Regions from separate parts of the Mus musculus genome. Here region 1 is linked to region 2. The links are chromatin loops, found by intact Hi-C in ENCODE. Cell type or tissue: heart. All regions are shown on one strand. Each heading gives the region's core, and the rest is flanking DNA. Links, peaks and the distances in the headings are about the cores only.

The links. A loop is a pair of places that touch in the nucleus more often than their neighbours do. Peaks named below come from ENCODE experiments on the same cell type or tissue, not always from the same donor. Only the 100,000 strongest peaks of a DNase experiment are listed, where the experiment ranks them.
Region 1: it touches region 2 in a loop (2.1-fold over the local background); 5 of 42 quality-filtered maps call a loop at or near these places.

What each region holds. Positions count from the first base shown.
Region 1 is chrX:99,654,648-99,662,979 of GRCm38, forward strand. No RefSeq gene overlaps it. Among named protein-coding and RNA genes, the nearest start is that of Gm41898, 52 kb to the right of the region's middle. In heart, for the core only: a CTCF peak has its summit at 3,613 (motif pointing left); a DNase peak (open chromatin) is centred at 3,604; H3K27me3 peaks cover 4,669 bases.
Region 2 is chrX:99,398,779-99,407,110 of GRCm38, forward strand. It overlaps Gm14812 (predicted gene 14812), which reads right to left. Exons shown (of 7, transcript NR_033544.2): 7 at 6,553-7,692. Among named protein-coding and RNA genes, the nearest start is that of Gm14812, 41 kb to the right of the region's middle. In heart, for the core only: a CTCF peak has its summit at 4,287 (motif pointing right); no DNase peak of the experiment used is centred there; H3K27ac peaks cover 381 bases; H3K27me3 peaks cover 3,578 bases.

The sequences.
Region 1 (8,332 bases), core at 188-8,187, 260 kb after region 2:
ATGCCTAATGAGAACCTTCAAAGCCTGTCTCTTGAAATATGGCTCTGTCATGCATCATGGACTGACACAACTGTGGCGATAACATTACCTGTATCTTCTCTCCAGTCTTGGTCCATCTTAGCCTTGTGGGCGCCTGAACACAGATGCTTGGACTACTGTCTCATTAGACCATAAATGTAGCAATTCCTCCACCTTTTATTTCCTATTCCTGGTAGCCTCTAGTGGGTGAGACACAGCTAGCTCATGGCTAATTGATGGAGGCATGATGATTGAAGTCTTGCTGTCTTCTAGAAGAAGAAGACCTTTCGAAGCATAGGATGGCAGCCTTGCTGGATAGATAGCATTGCTGCCTGAAAATAACTTTCCTCACTTATTCCTACATTCTGTGAGTAATGGTGAGAAGAATTCAGAGATTTGTCCTTGGCTATGGGAACCACCAAACTCATCTGTATAGGAGAGTATGTTTCCTATTTATTGAGAGCCCATTAAGAGATGCTACCCCTATAGCAGAATGGCTGTGTGGTGTGAGACTTCACATGCACTCTGGATCATATTAAGGCAACACAATCAGAGAACAGACCCTTTCTTGCCTCCAACCTCGTCTGTAGCACTCTTTCCTGCCTCACAGATGTTTACAGAGGGGCACACCATCAATAACTCACACATCCTCACCCTTCTAGTTCTATGGACACCGAACTAAGACACTCATTCACAACTAGAACTTGTGTCCCAAATTTTATCCCAAACAGAGTATTTCTTGGGAAATTAAACAGGCTTCAGATCCGAAGCAGAGGGTGACCTTAATCACACAGCATCTCCCACACATGTTGGCAGGCAGGATAGCCTTGTCTTCAAAATGTGTCACAGGGACCATGGCTTCTCAGAGTAGTATAACTTTCTCCAGGAAAACATGTCCATGATCTTTCTCTTTCCTAGGGACAGTTGATCATGGTCATGAAGAAAGCACATTTCTGAGTCATGAAGAAGGAAGATGCTAGAGGTAGCTGGAGTCTCTCAAGAGGGGTCTTACTCCCTACATCAACTTCATCTGGGTCCTACACATATGTCTGGTAAATCAATATTGGCTTAAGTGGCGATGATCTGGTAGAACACACACACACACACACACACACACACACACACACACACAAACACACACAGACACACACCACCACCACCACCACCAATAACAACAACCAACCATTCAATAAAGAATGGGCCATCCTTCTTCCAACATCCATAGCCTGTGACATCCCTATGGTCTTGTCAGGACAAACCAGAGCCATCATCAGTCTCTTTCACCATCCAGCCAGCCATCTGACAATCTTTACTTCTCACCCAATGACACTGTGCGACATTAGCATTCAACAGTAGTCTGTTGGCATTGCAATTGACATCTAGATTAGCTCCAAGAAAGGATTTCTTGACATTAGCAGGAAAACGTTCAGCATTACCTGAGCTTGGTTAATGTCATATTTGAAATAATGATGTGCGGAATTCAATTCACTGCTCCTTTCTTTATCCTTTCAAGGGTTAGTGACTTAACTCACAAAATCAATCAGTGAAGTAGTGTTGTGAAAGAAAGAGTCCTGTCATCTTCCCCGGAATGGCTTAGGAATGCTTTCTCCCTCCGTTTGTCATCGGCCATCTGTCTGCTTGATGCTGGCTGTTTAAGAATGATTCCCCTCTAGGTCTCTGGTGGCCTTCTCATCTTTCCCTTCTCAGAGCCACTCCTTCATGGCTCTAAGAATGATTCCTGTCAGTGAGACTTAAGGGATGGCTTTCTGATTTTAAAATGATGGGAGGTGCCCATGCTGGACTGGAGAAAAGAGTGTGCTAAACGTAGGTGTCTAACCTCTGATCCATGGACTGAGCCTTCCCGTACATAGCCTGTACATAGCACGAGATATGTGCTCAGGTGGAACTGACCCAGTAATAGAGACTTCACCATAATTCAAGGCAGTCAGGGTAGATTGGTTCTTAAGCTAGTTTTAGACTTGCCTCCCTATAGCTGTCACTTCTTATTTAGTTCCCTGAGGCCATAGAGTATGCGCCTGTCTCCCAAGTCTTTCTGAATTTGAAAGCTGAAGTCATAGTTCCTGGGGGGACATGGGCTGCAAGCCCATCCCAATCACCTCATGCCCTGTGACCTTGCAACAGTGTGCCCTCAGTGTATGGGGCCCCTAGGCTGGACACACCTTCCGGAGGCCAAGGCATTTGGCCTCTACTCCTTACTTTACATATGCTTTAGGTATAGCATTTCTGCCTGTTAGTTTTGTCACTGCTCAGAGGGTCAGTTTACTGCACTGGGGGTCACAGAGTCCACTCTAACCCGGCCGCCTTGGTCACCGTGGGACCTTGGTTAACAGTCCAGCTGTCTGGGCCTGTTTCCTCATCTGTGCAATGGAGATTATAAGGGTGCCTGTTGCAAATGGTTGTCATGGCAAGTGAGATAATAGCTGGAAAATGCCTGACACATGGCACGAGCTCAGTACGTATTAGCTCTCTTTCACCTCCCTCATTCTCAGCCGCAGGGCCTGCCTAACAGCTGGGGGCATCTCCAGGCCTGTGTGTGAGGGAGCGCCAATGGGTGGGGTAGCAGGACAGTAAGCATATGGCCTAGATTTCCAGGGATGAGCCTAATTTTAAATATTCCATTCTGTGGTCATATCATGCATTAGACAATTTGGCCTGATTCTGAGTTTGAAAAAATAGGATCACATGGGCGGATGATGACATAGCACCAATGCTGCTCTCACGTAGCCCAGCGGGCCTGGGTTGGCAGAGCTCGGGTCCTGTCAGCACATAATGTGTGCACCTGTGTGGTGAAATTAGGCCAGGCTCGTACAGAGACCAGGCACCAGAGGTTAGAAAGAAAGAAAGAAAGAAAAGAAAGGAAGGAAGGAAGGAAGGAAGGAAGGAAGGAAGAAAGAAAGAAAGAAAGAAAGAAAGAAAGAAAGAAAGAAAGAAAGAAAGAAAGAAAGAAGGAAGAAAGATGTTTTAAACTCTGTGGCAAATGGGTGGGTTTCCCTGTACTTACCAAGTATACTGGCCTGGCCAGGGGCTGCTGTTTCATCTGGAATTGGGGGAGAATCCAGGCTGAGGCCAGTCTGTGTTTGATGACAGGTTGGCTGTGTGATCTCCAGCCTCACCTATGAGTCTGTGCACCCTGCTGTGAGGTGGGAATTTGGCTTGGGAGTCTTCTAAAGGTGTTTAGACTGGAAGTTCCCTGATCCCACTAGGGTGTAGTTGGTCCCATAGAGATGTTGCCAGCTTTGGCTTTCTTGGAACCTTCAGCCCACTGCTCCATCTCTGCTCAGCTCCGTTCCTTTCTCTGTCCCTCTTTCTGCAGTTCCCTCTCCCTCTTAGGCTCTAACTGGTCCACTTCTTCCCCTCAGATCTTCTACCCTCCCCGCCTTTCACAGTTGCTGGGGGACAGTTTTCTTCAGTAAACACCCCTTTACCCCACCACTGGAGGCCTCTTCTGCCGCACGCAGTGGCTCCGCCTGCACTCAGGGCACCAAGGTAGCCAATTTGGGGCTTGAAGAATGGGAGCTGGGCAAACAGAATAAAGATCCACTCTGCCTCCCATGGTCCTCTGCTGCCACCTTTCGGCAGTCCTGGGTGACACCATTCTGGGGGTTGCCTGGGCCCACAGGGGCCACGAATACTGCTCTAGCCAACAGGAATCCATTACTTTCAGTGTCCTGCCAGGCCTGATTTAAAGCTCATCCTGTAATCCGTCTTGCACCCCCCTCTGGGCCTGTCTCCTGTTTCCTTGCCTGTGAAATGGATGGAACTTGTCTTTGGCTCTGGTAGAGGTCCTTGAGGAGTAGGGGCTTGAGGGACACATGGCTTTGCATCCCATCCTGCCCCTACCACTTGCCTGGTGGGCGAACCGGTATGAATGCTTCCTCCTCCTTGGGGCCTTTAGACTTGAAATGGATGGTATGGGGAGACATAGATGAGAGAAAAGGGCCAAGACAGATTGCTACGCATCAGACAAACGGAATGTGGAAAAGGGCATATCATCTGTATCCACAGGCCTTGGCCACACTTCCATCTCTCCAGCCACACTTCCCCATTCATTTGCCCATTCACTCACTCAGTCATTCTTTCCATACAGAGTACAGACTCATTCATGGGGAAACAACATTCACTCTGCTCTGCCACTGGCTCTCTGAGGAGACTAGTCGGAATCTCCCTCAACCCCCCCCCCCCCACCTCCCGGCCTCTTACCCTTCCTCAGTGACACAAAAGGGTTAGAGCAGCCAGAGAGTTGGAATCCATTTCAAAAGGTGACTTTTCCAGCTGTAGGTATTCTTAAGACATTCTGGAAAACCAGGAATTCCACATCCCCACCCAGAGACCAAGCACACCACCCACCCGCCGACCTGCACACCCCAGAATGCCCCTGCCTCCATCCACTAGACCTCTGGGGATATAGCCTTTGCAGAGTTGCCTTTCCTCCTGTCAGCACTTTTCTAGGGCCAAACACTGGTCACAAGGCAAGCACAAAGAGCTACCCCCTGCGGTGGTATGAAGATTCAAAGCTCTTGCAACAGAAAAGTCTCTTAGAAGTCCCTGCTGGCAATGCCAACCCCAGAGACCCCAGAGTCTCGAACTAGGTCCAGGAAGAGCTGGCTGGAAGCCGGTTGAGTCAGACGCAGTCACATACTCCTCCTTCTTCAGGTTTTAAAGCCGCTGGACTTCTGTAGACCCACATGAAGACAAGGTCTCTATGCCCTGTAGAGGTCCCACCTGGTGGCTGGTGGCCTTCTGACCAAAGATCTATTCCCAGAAATTTAAAGCAGAGGTGAGGCCTGGGATAACTGCACACACATAACTACAGCCTCTCAGCCTGCCTGCCCACTGTGGGCAAGATGCCATGCACAAAATCCCTGCCAGGTAGTAGCTGCCCAAAGGAGAGGCTCCTCACCTAGCTGCCCCTGCAAGCCCCACCCCCAGCCTGCCAGAAGGGAGGTCTGCCCACATCTGCTGCTGGCCGGTACATCTGCAATGGATTACAGGGCTGGCCCTGGCTCAGGCTCATCCCAGATGTGGATTCCCCTGGAATGTGCCTTCTCTCTAATTGTCCAGCCTCTGAAGGGTCTCACCCCCCTTCATCCGCCCTGCCTCTGCTGCACCCCAGAGAGAGAGAGAGAGAGAGAGAGAGAGAGAGAGAGAGAGAGAGAGAGAGAGAGAGAGAGCAGCACGTGGAGGCCTTCCTCCTTTCCCACAGCTTGTGCCGGAACAGCCACAGCCGGGACCAGGGCCAGCCCGGTGGGGGGCCGCACTCTCCTCCATCCTGGTCCATGGGGTTGAGGAGCTGGAGGTCTCAGCCCATCCCCCCTTCTTTTTTCTGGGGCCAGGCACTGGGGGGCAGAGGGAGAAACTCTGGAAAACTCACTATAGGTGAAAGAATTTGGCTCCAAAGCGCAGTCTCCCCTAATCCCTGGCCCTTCCTGGGAATGCCATTAACCTTCCCAGCCCCACTGATGGAAAGAACAGGTCTTCTTGGCCAGGCCAGCTCCTTAGAGGCCTTCAAATGACAGCCTGGATGCATAGAAGTGGCTCTCCTGGGTCGCAAGGAGTATCTTCATGCCCCAGTAATTCTAACACACTCCCAAGGAGTGGTGTAGATTCTAGTGTTTCCATTTCTCAGATTCCCAGTAGAACCGAGTAAGCTTTAAAGCACACAAGCCTGGACTTTGGGTTTGCAACCTACGTTTGCCACAGCCTAGCTGTGTGTTCCTAGACAAGTGAATTTACCTCTCTTAGTCTCAAAATTCCTTTGTCCGAGATGAAGATGACACCATCATAATTTTTTTGACTGGGATTGTCTACTAAGCTGGGAGTTATTAAGCATGTTGCATGTCTTACTTTAAAAGAGTCATACGCACGAGGTGTTCTCATTACTTTTGTTTTACAGGTTATGAAACTGAGTTATTCAAAAGTTGCATAGCAGGCCTAAAGTAACACAAGTCATAATATTAAAGCCAGGGTTTGAAGACAGACTGGCCACTATCTGAGCCTTTGGAGAAGGCTTTGATAAATGGAACCCAATATCATCTGCATTATTATCTGATTCACAGAACCTAATCTTACCTGCTTTATTTTTATTTTGTGAGTGTGTGCCTAGGTGGAGGCCAAAGGACAACTTCAGGTGTTAGTCATTAGTTACTGTCCACTTTTTGCTTTGAGACAGGCTTTCATACTGGCTCAGACTCAGCTGAGTAGGCTAGGCTAGGTGCCCAACAAGTCTCAGGGCTACCTGTCTCCACTTCCCCACGTCTGGGAGTACAAGTGTGCACCACCATCTGACTTTAATTCGAATCACAGTTCAAAGTAATAATTGATCATCTCTTTGATTGAAAAATTGTTTCTCAATGCCCACAAGTTAAAGCTCAAAATGGCCAGACTAAAATTTTTTTTCAAACTCTGGAATTTTAGCTTCCTCCCTGGCCCTTTCCCTCTGCCTTCTGAGACCTCGGTTATTATTCCCACTTATTCTCATTGGGTGGCCTGAGTCTGTCCATTTCAGCACTCTCAACCTGGAACCTAATTTCTCTGCACATCTACTGCTCCTCTCTACCTTCTTCAAGATTGAGATGAACTATCAGAGTCCACAAAGATTTTGTGGAGAGCTCGGTCGGTACTCGCCCACGCATCCAGAACCTCTTGCCCACATAGCTTCTTCCTTTGTATTTAAAAGATTGGCTCTATATATGGGTAGATGGATTCCAAAGATGTTATTCAATTTGCCTTCCTATGACCTAGTGGTCAATGCCTGCCTGGGCTTTGGATGAATTTGGACACTGGCCAACAGCTTGAGAAAGACATATGGAGAAGAGGAAAGGAGAGTGGAGAGGAGAGGAGAGGAGAGGAGGGGAGGGGAGGGGAGGGGAGGGGAGAGGGGAGGGGAGGGGAGGGGAGGAGAGGAGAGGGGAGGAGAGGAGAGGAGACTTGAAAAGGGATGTAAGGCTGAGTGCTGCTATCATGCCTCCCTTTCTGCTGTCAAGGTTCTTTTCTTGCACCAGGGAACACCACTCTGAACTATTTCCTTCTAACAGTTTGTCCTGTTCCCCCTCCCCCTGGCAGTACCAGAAATGGCTCCCCCAGCCTACAGCACCCCAACCTAGGGATGGACAGCTGCTGTCACTAACCAGGACGGTTTGTCCTTTAGTGGAGGGAGGCGCTTAAGCCAGGGCCCTGTGCCCGTGCTTCTGTGTGATTTTCTTCATTACTGTTAGAATTACTGCCTCCCATGTAAAGCACCCGTGTTCACAGAACTGAACCCCAGGGGAGAGTTCAAGTTAGCTCTGAGAGGGACAGATCCTTCCTTCTCTGAGAGATGAGCCAGAGAAAGTCCAAGTCGCTGTCAGAACTGGAGAGGATCTTAGAGTCATCTGGCATCATGCTGCCTTTCTGTTACAAAGCGGTGCAAATGAGGATTCACAGTTCAGAGAACTTATCCAGGGCTCCCAGCCCTACTCAGTCCTTCATTTCCATCCTTAGCTCCCTATGGAAGCTTCTCTCCCTTGAGCTGCTTTGGAGAAAGTCTGAGGGAAGCATGAAATTGCCTTCTAGCCAGGACATTTTGGTTCCATTCAAATGCCTTTCGCTCAGTATGTCCTCTCAAGGCGCCACAGCCCTCCCTTCCCATCTCAGCACTCCCTGTCTCCTCAGCACTGCCTTCCAAGTACACAGGTACCCCTGCTGTTTTTCTTCCACACAGTGTATCTTTGCTGTGGTTTGTATCCCGACACCTCTCCTAAAATAACAGTCTGAGCAACAGATCCACTAACTGGGTGGCTGATTGCCTAGCTGGTCATGGCTGATTGACAGACAAATGGACTTTATGGCTATCTGAATGACACTGTCCTACTGGCTAATAGAGAAAGACAGTTTGCTGGGCAGGCTGACTGACATGCAGATGCTCTGACAGGCTGACTGGCTCTGCAAAGACTCAAGAGGAGCTAGGAACACCAGCAGACTGAGCTGAAGGGAAACACATACAGGAGTGCCTTGGCAAGGCTACTGTCAAGACACCTCCAATAGCCTGTCACCGAAGAGAACTAGACGGACGTGATCAGGCTGGGAGCAATGAGGGCCTAATGGAAACCAGATGTGCTGCTGGTTTCTCTCAGGAAGAGTACCTATGTGGAAACCTGACTTGGCTCTGGCACCAAGAGATTCCTGGTAGGCACCTTTCAAAAAAACAGGCAGTAACCTAGAAGAGCAGGAACATGGCACATTCTGCCCTAGCATGCTAAGTCTCATTGACCTGCAGGAAGACCAGCCTCTCTCTCTCTCTCTCTCTCTCTCTCTC
Region 2 (8,332 bases), core at 219-8,218:
AGTAGGTACTGGCTGAGTTCAGATTTTGGTCAGGCTTCAAGAGGATGCCAAACACTCACCTAACAACCTACTCTGACCTGAAAGGCCATCTCTGCTATATTTCCAAAACTCTATTACTTCCAACGTAAAACCAGAGTGAGGAATAAAAGTGTGTCCAAAGGAAGAAATGCTTAGAAGAGGGAAGAGAGGTTATATCTCATTAGAGCCTTAAGTCTCCCAACTCAACTGAATACCTACTATGTGCTGGCCACTGTTGGCCATTTTACACAAGAGAATAGGCTTTTACTCACCTCTTAGCAAAACTTATCCTGGGGGAGGCAAGGTGATACCTACAAGAGGAGGTCTCCTAACCCCAGAGATCCCAGGTCCAGGCAGGAACACTGAGCACTGGCAGCTCCCCAGCAAGCTAGCTGTCAGCTTTGCTGCCCAGAGCTCACCCTTTCCAGGGCTCAGGGGGATGGATGCTGGTCTCTCTCCCCATCTGTCTTTCTCATCCTTCCCCACTCTGTTTCTCAGCAGAGAATGTGTTGGAAACCTGGACTGAATTACCACCCATTACCCAACCTGCCTTACTCCAAATCCCTGGTATTAATGCAATCAATGGACGGGAAGCAGACTCTTTTCGGCCGCCTGTCTGGCCTGCCCAGCAAGGCCTTCTTCCCAGGGCTGCTAAAAGGCCTATGCCCCAACTGTTTCCCCACCTCACACAGGGACAGTACCATGTGTGCTTGCCACAGTGGAGCAGGTACTCTGCCCATCAGAGAGGCCTCCTTTTTAGATACTCAATTCAGTGAATATTTGTTCATTCAGGGAATACTTAATAGGACTGTCTTGAGGCACTGGAACAAGGAACAAGCCTGACAGGCCTTATCATTTACCTAGGAAGGTGGTTAGACCATCAATGAGCAAATGATAAACTCACAGGTAAATCCCAGGTTGGTGGATAGTGATGAAGAAAATAAGTCAGGCTTATGGGATCACGATGCTGATGCTGATGCTGATGCTGATGCTGATGCTGATGCCGGAGGGGCTGCGTTAGAGCCAGCAGCCAGGGAAGGCCTCAGGGAGAAGAACTGAGTCCTTACTGATAAGAAAGGGGCTGCTTGTGGGCAGGGGTGATGATTCAGCAGTTAAGAGTACTAGCTGCTCTCCAGAGGACCAGGGTAGAAGTCCCAGCAACCACTTGGCAGTTCAGAATCATCTGTAACTCCAGTACCAGAGGATACAATACCCTCTTCTGACCTCTGTGGGCACCAGACACATATACAGGTAAAACACCCATGTGAGGATCCAGGGAAGGCTTCAAAGAGAAAGAACTGGGAAACAGGAGGGTGCCAGGGCAGAAATGAGCATGTGGGAAAGTGAGGGGGAGAACCAAAGCTGGGGAGACAAAGACCACACTATCAAGAACTGTAGGCCAAAGCAAAGAGCTTGAGGGCCATGTTTGGTTGTGTTATATAGTGTTTGCCCATGTTATCAATGCTGGCCTGGGACTAAAGATCCTCCTGCTTCTGTCTCCTGATGCTGGGGTCCAGGCATGCACTACCCTACTTAGCTAAGAGTTTGCGGTTCAAGGGATGACTGTGTTAAGAGCTTAGGATCTACATGTATTAAGAAGCCATTAAAAGGGCTGGAGACATAGTTCAATGGTCAAGAGCACTTGTTGTTCTTCCAGAGGACCTGGATTTGGTTCCTAGAACCCACGTGGTAGCTCACAATCATCTGTGACTCCAGCTCCAGGAGACATGGTACCTTCTTTACCAGGCATGCATGTGGTGCACAGATATACATGCAAACAAAACACCCACACATGTAAAAATCTATTTAAAACACAAATTTAAAAGAATTTCAAGTTAGCTTAAGCTACATAGTGAGTTCCAAGTCAGACTTAGAAATATAGTATAAGACCCTTTCTCAAGGAAAAATGTTCTACACAGAACAAGTCTGAAATGTTATTTTAGAAAGATCATTCTGGTGGCTCTGAAGAATGGAGAAGCCAAGGGTAGATGGAGGGATGTATTGTACAGGTTTTAATAAGAGGTGCTGGTAGCCTGGGCTTGGCTGATGGGCACAAAGTAGAATCAAGCAGAAAATTAGATGCTTTATCCCAGACTCTTTTAGAGCTAGCAGGCTTTTGGTGATAACCACTGAGTGAGGGCCTCATCTCTGTTTAGATGCTATTTCAAATGTACCCTTGCTTCAAAATCTTTTAATTCGTCCCACCAAATGAAATATTAGACACAAAAAAACTTGGGAGTTTGTGAGGGCAGATTAAGATTGAAGATACAGAAGCTGGAGAGATGGCTCAGAGGTTAAGAGCACTGGCTGCTTTTCCAGAGGGCCCAGGTTCAATTCCAGCACCCACATGGCAGCTCACAATCATCTGTTACTCCAGTTCCAGGGGAACTGATACCCTCAGACATGCAAGCAAAACACCAAGGAACATTAAAAAAAATCAAAAAAATAAATCATCAAAAAATTTTTAAAGAAAGAAGATACAAATTTAGTGAGTTGTTAAAATACATGTGCTATTTAAACCCACGAGACTCAACAACAACAAGAAGAATCTACTAAGAAAATGTAGGTAGGAGGATGAGAACACCAGAGACTGAGTCCTGACATCCAGAGGAGGAGTCTCTGAAGAACCAGTGAAATGAGGGCACAGCCAGCAATGGGAGAGAACGTGCTCAACTGGGCTGTCTTAAGAGAGAACCAGAAAGGTCAGCCCAATCGCTGAGCTTGGCAATGTGCGCTTTCTGGTGACTTGTTTGTTTGTCTGTTTGTTTGTCTTCTGAGACAAGGGCCTGGAATGTGCTGTGTAGACCAGGATGATCATGAATTCACAGAGATCCTCCTGTCTCTGTGTCTGGCTCCCAAGCACTAAGACTAAAGGTGTGAACCAGCCCACGGCCAGCTTCTGGTGACCTTTGACAAGGGTATCTTTAGTGACCGGGGAATTCACTGGGATAGCGGGTGGTGAGAAAGGCTATGAGAAAGTGGAGGCCTTGAGCCCAGCAGTGTCTTGAGAGGTTTCTACTATGAGGGAAAACAGAGATAAGAGGAAGGAGTAATGAAGCCAGTGGACCAGTAGTCTACATGAAAACAGAACACTCTCAGAGTAAGAGGTCCTACAGGGAAGAATATGTCAAACGGCGAGGTCATTATGATCAAGATTTTGAAGCTTACACATAGTTATGGAAAGGTCAAGAGCATATAGCCATAGGGAATGGAAGAAGGAGGTAGAGTGGAGGACCCAGAGTCTTGACTGCTAAAGCCAGGAGGGCATCTCTGTTATACAAAACTTGCAAAGAGCAGTGGCAAAATTAAGGTATAGGAGGAGAAAAAATGATCAATCCAGCTGCTGACAGTTCTAAGGCTTGGAGGACACTGACAAGGGGGTCAACAGATAACAGCCTCCGGGAGAGGGTGGCGGTGAGGCATTCATGAGCGTATCTATCGTTTCAAGAGGAAAAAAGACAAATGGTCCAGAAGCAGCCATGAAAAACAATAAGGATACTGTCCCCATTTCCTTGCACAGTGGAATGCGGACTGTGGAAGGAAAATAGAGCCCCCAAAATATCACAAGACAGTTGTGCCCTTGAGCCATGTGAATGAAGAAAATGGTCAAAAGACACTAAGAATATGGAGAAGGGCTGAAGGGATGGCTCTGTAAGTCAAGAGCACTGGCCGCTCTCCCAGAAGGCACAGTTTTGATCCCCAGCACCCACACAGAGGTTCACAATTATCTGTAACTCCAGTTCCAGGGCATCCAACTCCTTCTTCCGGCTTCTCCAGGTACCAGCCACACACGTGGTGCACAGATATAGATACAGGCATAACACTCATACACATAAAAGAAAAATAAATAAATCTTCTTTTAAACAAGAAGATGGGGAAATGACAGTTGCTGACAGTATACTGTGAGTAGCAGACAGCAGGGCAGAGGGTTCCCAAAGTGGAAGGGGGGTAGGGAGAGAGGGAGGGAGGGAGGGAATGAGAGGGGGTGGGGAGAAAGGGAGAGAGGGAGAGAGAGAGGGGGAGGGAGGGAGAGAGAAGGAAAATGAATATTGGAACTAGAATTGGAAGCAGTGAAAACATAGAAGCCCAGGCTTCTGTGGAGATCTAGGCGCATGAATGTGAATCCCAATGGAGTGAACAGAGTTGCTTCCGGAAAGCTTCCTCATCGTATTGTGTTAGTTCTGCAGAGGATGAATGTCTGATCCCTGCTTATGCCTGCTGATTGTTCTGGAGAGGCCACGGTGAGCCTGTAGGCCCTCGTCTGACCTGCAGGGGGCGGTGTCTTTGCTGAGGGAAAAAGATGGAATCTGAAAATATCCCAGACTAGGCACCTTATGGCTTTATAACCTCAGATACACACTTGTATGCACACTAAGACTGCACATACATCTATGCACTGTGAACATGTAAGCAACATCTTATATATGTATACATATAGAGAAACAAACACATGCAATATGCACACTTTTGCATATATCCCCTTAACACCATGCACACAAGCCCAACTACACCTGCCTATATTGCTTCATTCAATAATGTACTCATACACATATGCACATGTATGCGGGTGCACACACACACATAGAGCGAGGGGGGGAGCAGGCAACCCAAAATGGGTTCTCTTAAGTCTTGCCAAGTCTCAGACAGCAGAAAATCAAGCTGAAGTTGAACAATCCAACTCAGAAAAGGGGGGGAGATGCAGGGCGTGAGAATGAGGTGTGTGTTGGGGGAGTCAGGCAAGGAGGAGCAAAGGAGCCAAGTGCTGAGTTAAAAAAAAAAAACTAGACCATTTGAAAAAGGGAAAGCCTTCAGACAGAGCAGGAATGCAGGCTGTAATTAGAATCGCTTCAACCGTCTCTAGATTCAGGGAGGATAGGCAAACTGGTTGCACATGCGGCATGGTGATCCCTAGCCTAGATAATGTTGGCAAAGCATGTGTGTGTGTGTGTGTGTGTGTGTGTGTGTGTGTGTGTGTGTGTGTGTGTGTGTGTGGTATGTATACATGTGAGCATGCAAGAGCTGTGGAAAATGCACTTGACCACATGGCACTGAGCCCTAGAGAATCCAAGATGAGTGCCCCCACCCTTGCATCTGCCCGCCCCTTCGGGGGAGGGAGGACCTCTCAGCTGACCCACAGCAGCCACCCCAGACACATGTAAAGGCTAGCAGATGCAGGGCTTGCCCAAGGCCCTGAACCGGCCAAGCCAGGCTAAGGGAACACAAGTAGTGAAGGTACTAGATTACAAGAAGACAGTGTCACAGGTCAGTCACTGACAGGCTGCCTGACTAAAAGCCACATCTCTCCTTTCCCTGGGCCTCTGTAGTCTGAAGGGAGAGTTTGGGGTCCTTCCAAACTGGCCCTGAATATTCATCTGGGACTGCTGGTTATGAGCGGCTGGAATGAAGCAAAAGAAGGAGATGGTGGGGTGCCTGTGAGATGAGGGCTAGCCTATCACCATGTTATGAGCGTCATGGAGTGTGCAGGTCCTGGAGGGGCGGTCCAGGCAGCCACAAGCCTAATCCCTTTGGCCCTCCCCTTCGCTTCTTCTCACCTTTCTTCTCTAGGCTTTCTGAGAGGGCCTGGGGCCAGCTGCTATCATCACTAAATATAGGCCAGCCAGCTTGGGATGTGAAGAAGTCCCTCTTACTTGCAGGGTTGGTTCCAAAGGCCTGGCAGGTGGCAGTTGGTGGATATGGCCCCTCCAAGCCTGACAGATCAGATTCTCCAGTCCAAGCCCCAGTCGCAGCCCAAAGCTCCAGTTTCCCATGAACTGTCTCCTTTGTTCCCCAGTGTCCTGGGGGCTTGGTTCATAAAGTGAGTAGTTTGGATCCTGGTACACTGAGAACAATAATGATGATGATGATAATGGTAATTGTTATTATAGCCAATACTTACTGAGCCTTTACTGTATGCCACACAGCTCTCTGCTCAGAGCTTTGCAGGTGCCAACGCATCCCTCCCCATGAATACCTTTTGAGGTAGGTTCTATTAGTCCCACTTTACAGGCAAACAAACTGAGGCTCAGACAGCCTAGTCAAATTACGCAAACCACTTAATTACTCAGCGAGCGAGTCCGGAATGGCGATGGTGTTGATCCTTTGAACCTCAGATTTCTTTAGAGTGAGAAAAATTCTGAGAACAGTAATAGTCTTAGGCACGATGAATTCATCTTCAGCACACTGGCCTTCCCTCAGTTCCTCAGAACAATGACTTTATAGGAGCAGTCCTGGGGAAGGAGATGGCTCAGAGAACCCCCCAGCCCAAAAGATAGAGTTAATTCATGTTGGTTCTTGGGAGCTGTGTGTCCCTGAGCAACCACCGTGCCCTTTCTCAGCTTCCTGGGTCTCCTGGACTATACTAATGACAAGAGGGCTAGAGGAGACTGCATTTACGGCCCTCTTGAGTTCCTTTGTCCCCTCTCCAGTGGCTTAGCTGACACTGCTTCAAGTTCAGGCTCGGCTTTCCACGTGACACCAGAGCCAGGCAACCCGGGGGCCTCTGTGCTTTCTGAGGGCCTAAGAAAACCTTCCAGTCCCAAGAAAAAGAACATTTATTGGCTCTAAAATATGAAAAGAAAACAGCAGAATTGGAATTAATAAATGTTCCATTATATGTCTACAAAACATAATATAATATCAGCCTCGTTAATTGTTAAATTTAGTATTCCTAAAAATTTCATTACATTTGAAAACAATTTGTTGCTTAGATTTCCTCACTTTGCAAGAATTCCCAAGTATGCCCGATGATTACAAAGAAATCATAGCCAAGTGGGAACGAAACGACTTACTCATAGGCAAATAATTTTGAAAGCGGAATTATAAAAATCCTTTGAAATATTTTATAGCAAAAATTACATTTAATATGGGATGTGGGTGCATTTTCACATATCTGACATGCTGTGGGGTAAAGTCTCTCAAAGGGAGAATGCCTAGGGCTGAGGAGAGGGCCACGCCCTGAGTGGCAGGCAGAGCCTGGGTCACTGAGTAAGGGAACAAGGGCACCTCTGTGAGCTGCCTTGCTTGTTGGGGAAGGGGGGAGCAGCCATGGGCCATGTCAGGAGCCCACTCCTTGGGTTGTTCCCCTCATCTCCTAAAAACAAACAAACAAACAAAACACAAAACAAAACAAAAATTTAAAAAAACAAAAACAAAAACAAAACAAAACAAAAAACGCCCTGGCCACATGCATGTAGGCGCTGGCAGAATGGCTCTTGTAGAACAGCTCTTTCATGTGCTGCCCTCGGCTCTTATCAAAGGCCCTTTCAAGAAACAGGCATGCCTGTGTGCCTTTCATAATCAGGAAGAGAAATAAACATTATCTGACGAGAGGCAAACAGCCACGTGTAAACGGTGTCTGTTGGATTGTCAAGCCACTGTCCAGGATATTGTCCACTGAGACGCTTAGTGCCCTGGGGCAAGGGCCCACCGAGGTATTTCTCTCCCAATTTAACACCAGCATAAACTTGAAGTCTCTGGAGGACCTGTCAGTTTCTTCCTTTTTGACACCAAAAGCAGCAGGAGGCTCTACTTCTGGGTTTGAAATGGGAGGCCGCTTAGCTTCAGGCAAGTACACAAGTGGGGTGGGCAGGGGGAGGGTGGCGCAGCGATGGGATGACACAGACCACCACTTACTTTGATGTGACCTGGGCCAGGTCCCTTTCTCCTGAGCTGCATCTACAGTAAGAGTTGTAAAACCACAAGGTTAGTATGAGGATGCATTAGGCTAATGGATGTCAAGTGGCAAGAACAGGCCGTGGCATGGTGAAGAACACAGGCTGAGAGTGAATTTGCTCTCCCTCACCAAGATCTGATGGCACAGACCTATTATTCCAAGATGCCTACCCATTCAGCAGGCTCTCTCATCCTGTCTCTTTGCTTCACAAGTCAACAACAGAACTAGGTTAAGACTCTTTGTTGTTGAAAGCCCATGAACTCAGAGGTAGCAATAGAGGCTCCACTCTGTCCCCTAGCTTTTCAGTGGTCCAGTGCAGAAAGAGAGGAAGGATATGGTCCCACCAAGAGCCCTCTGTCATGCTTATGGCTGTAGCCAATATAGGAATGAAGGAGTCCAAGCATGAGGCTGGTGGCATTATGCCAGCTCATCAGTGACAGACCATAGAGGGTGATGCATCATCTGCAGCTGGCCCACTCGCTCTTCAAATCAAACTCCTTGCTACCAGCTCGGGAGGAGCTTTACTTGCCCTTTGAATACCATCTCTCTTCTGTTCCCATTATCTCTCCCTCGGCATTCCTATTTCCTTCTCTATTTCACTACACACCACTATCCCCCCACCTCTTCTGTGCTCCTGTTTGT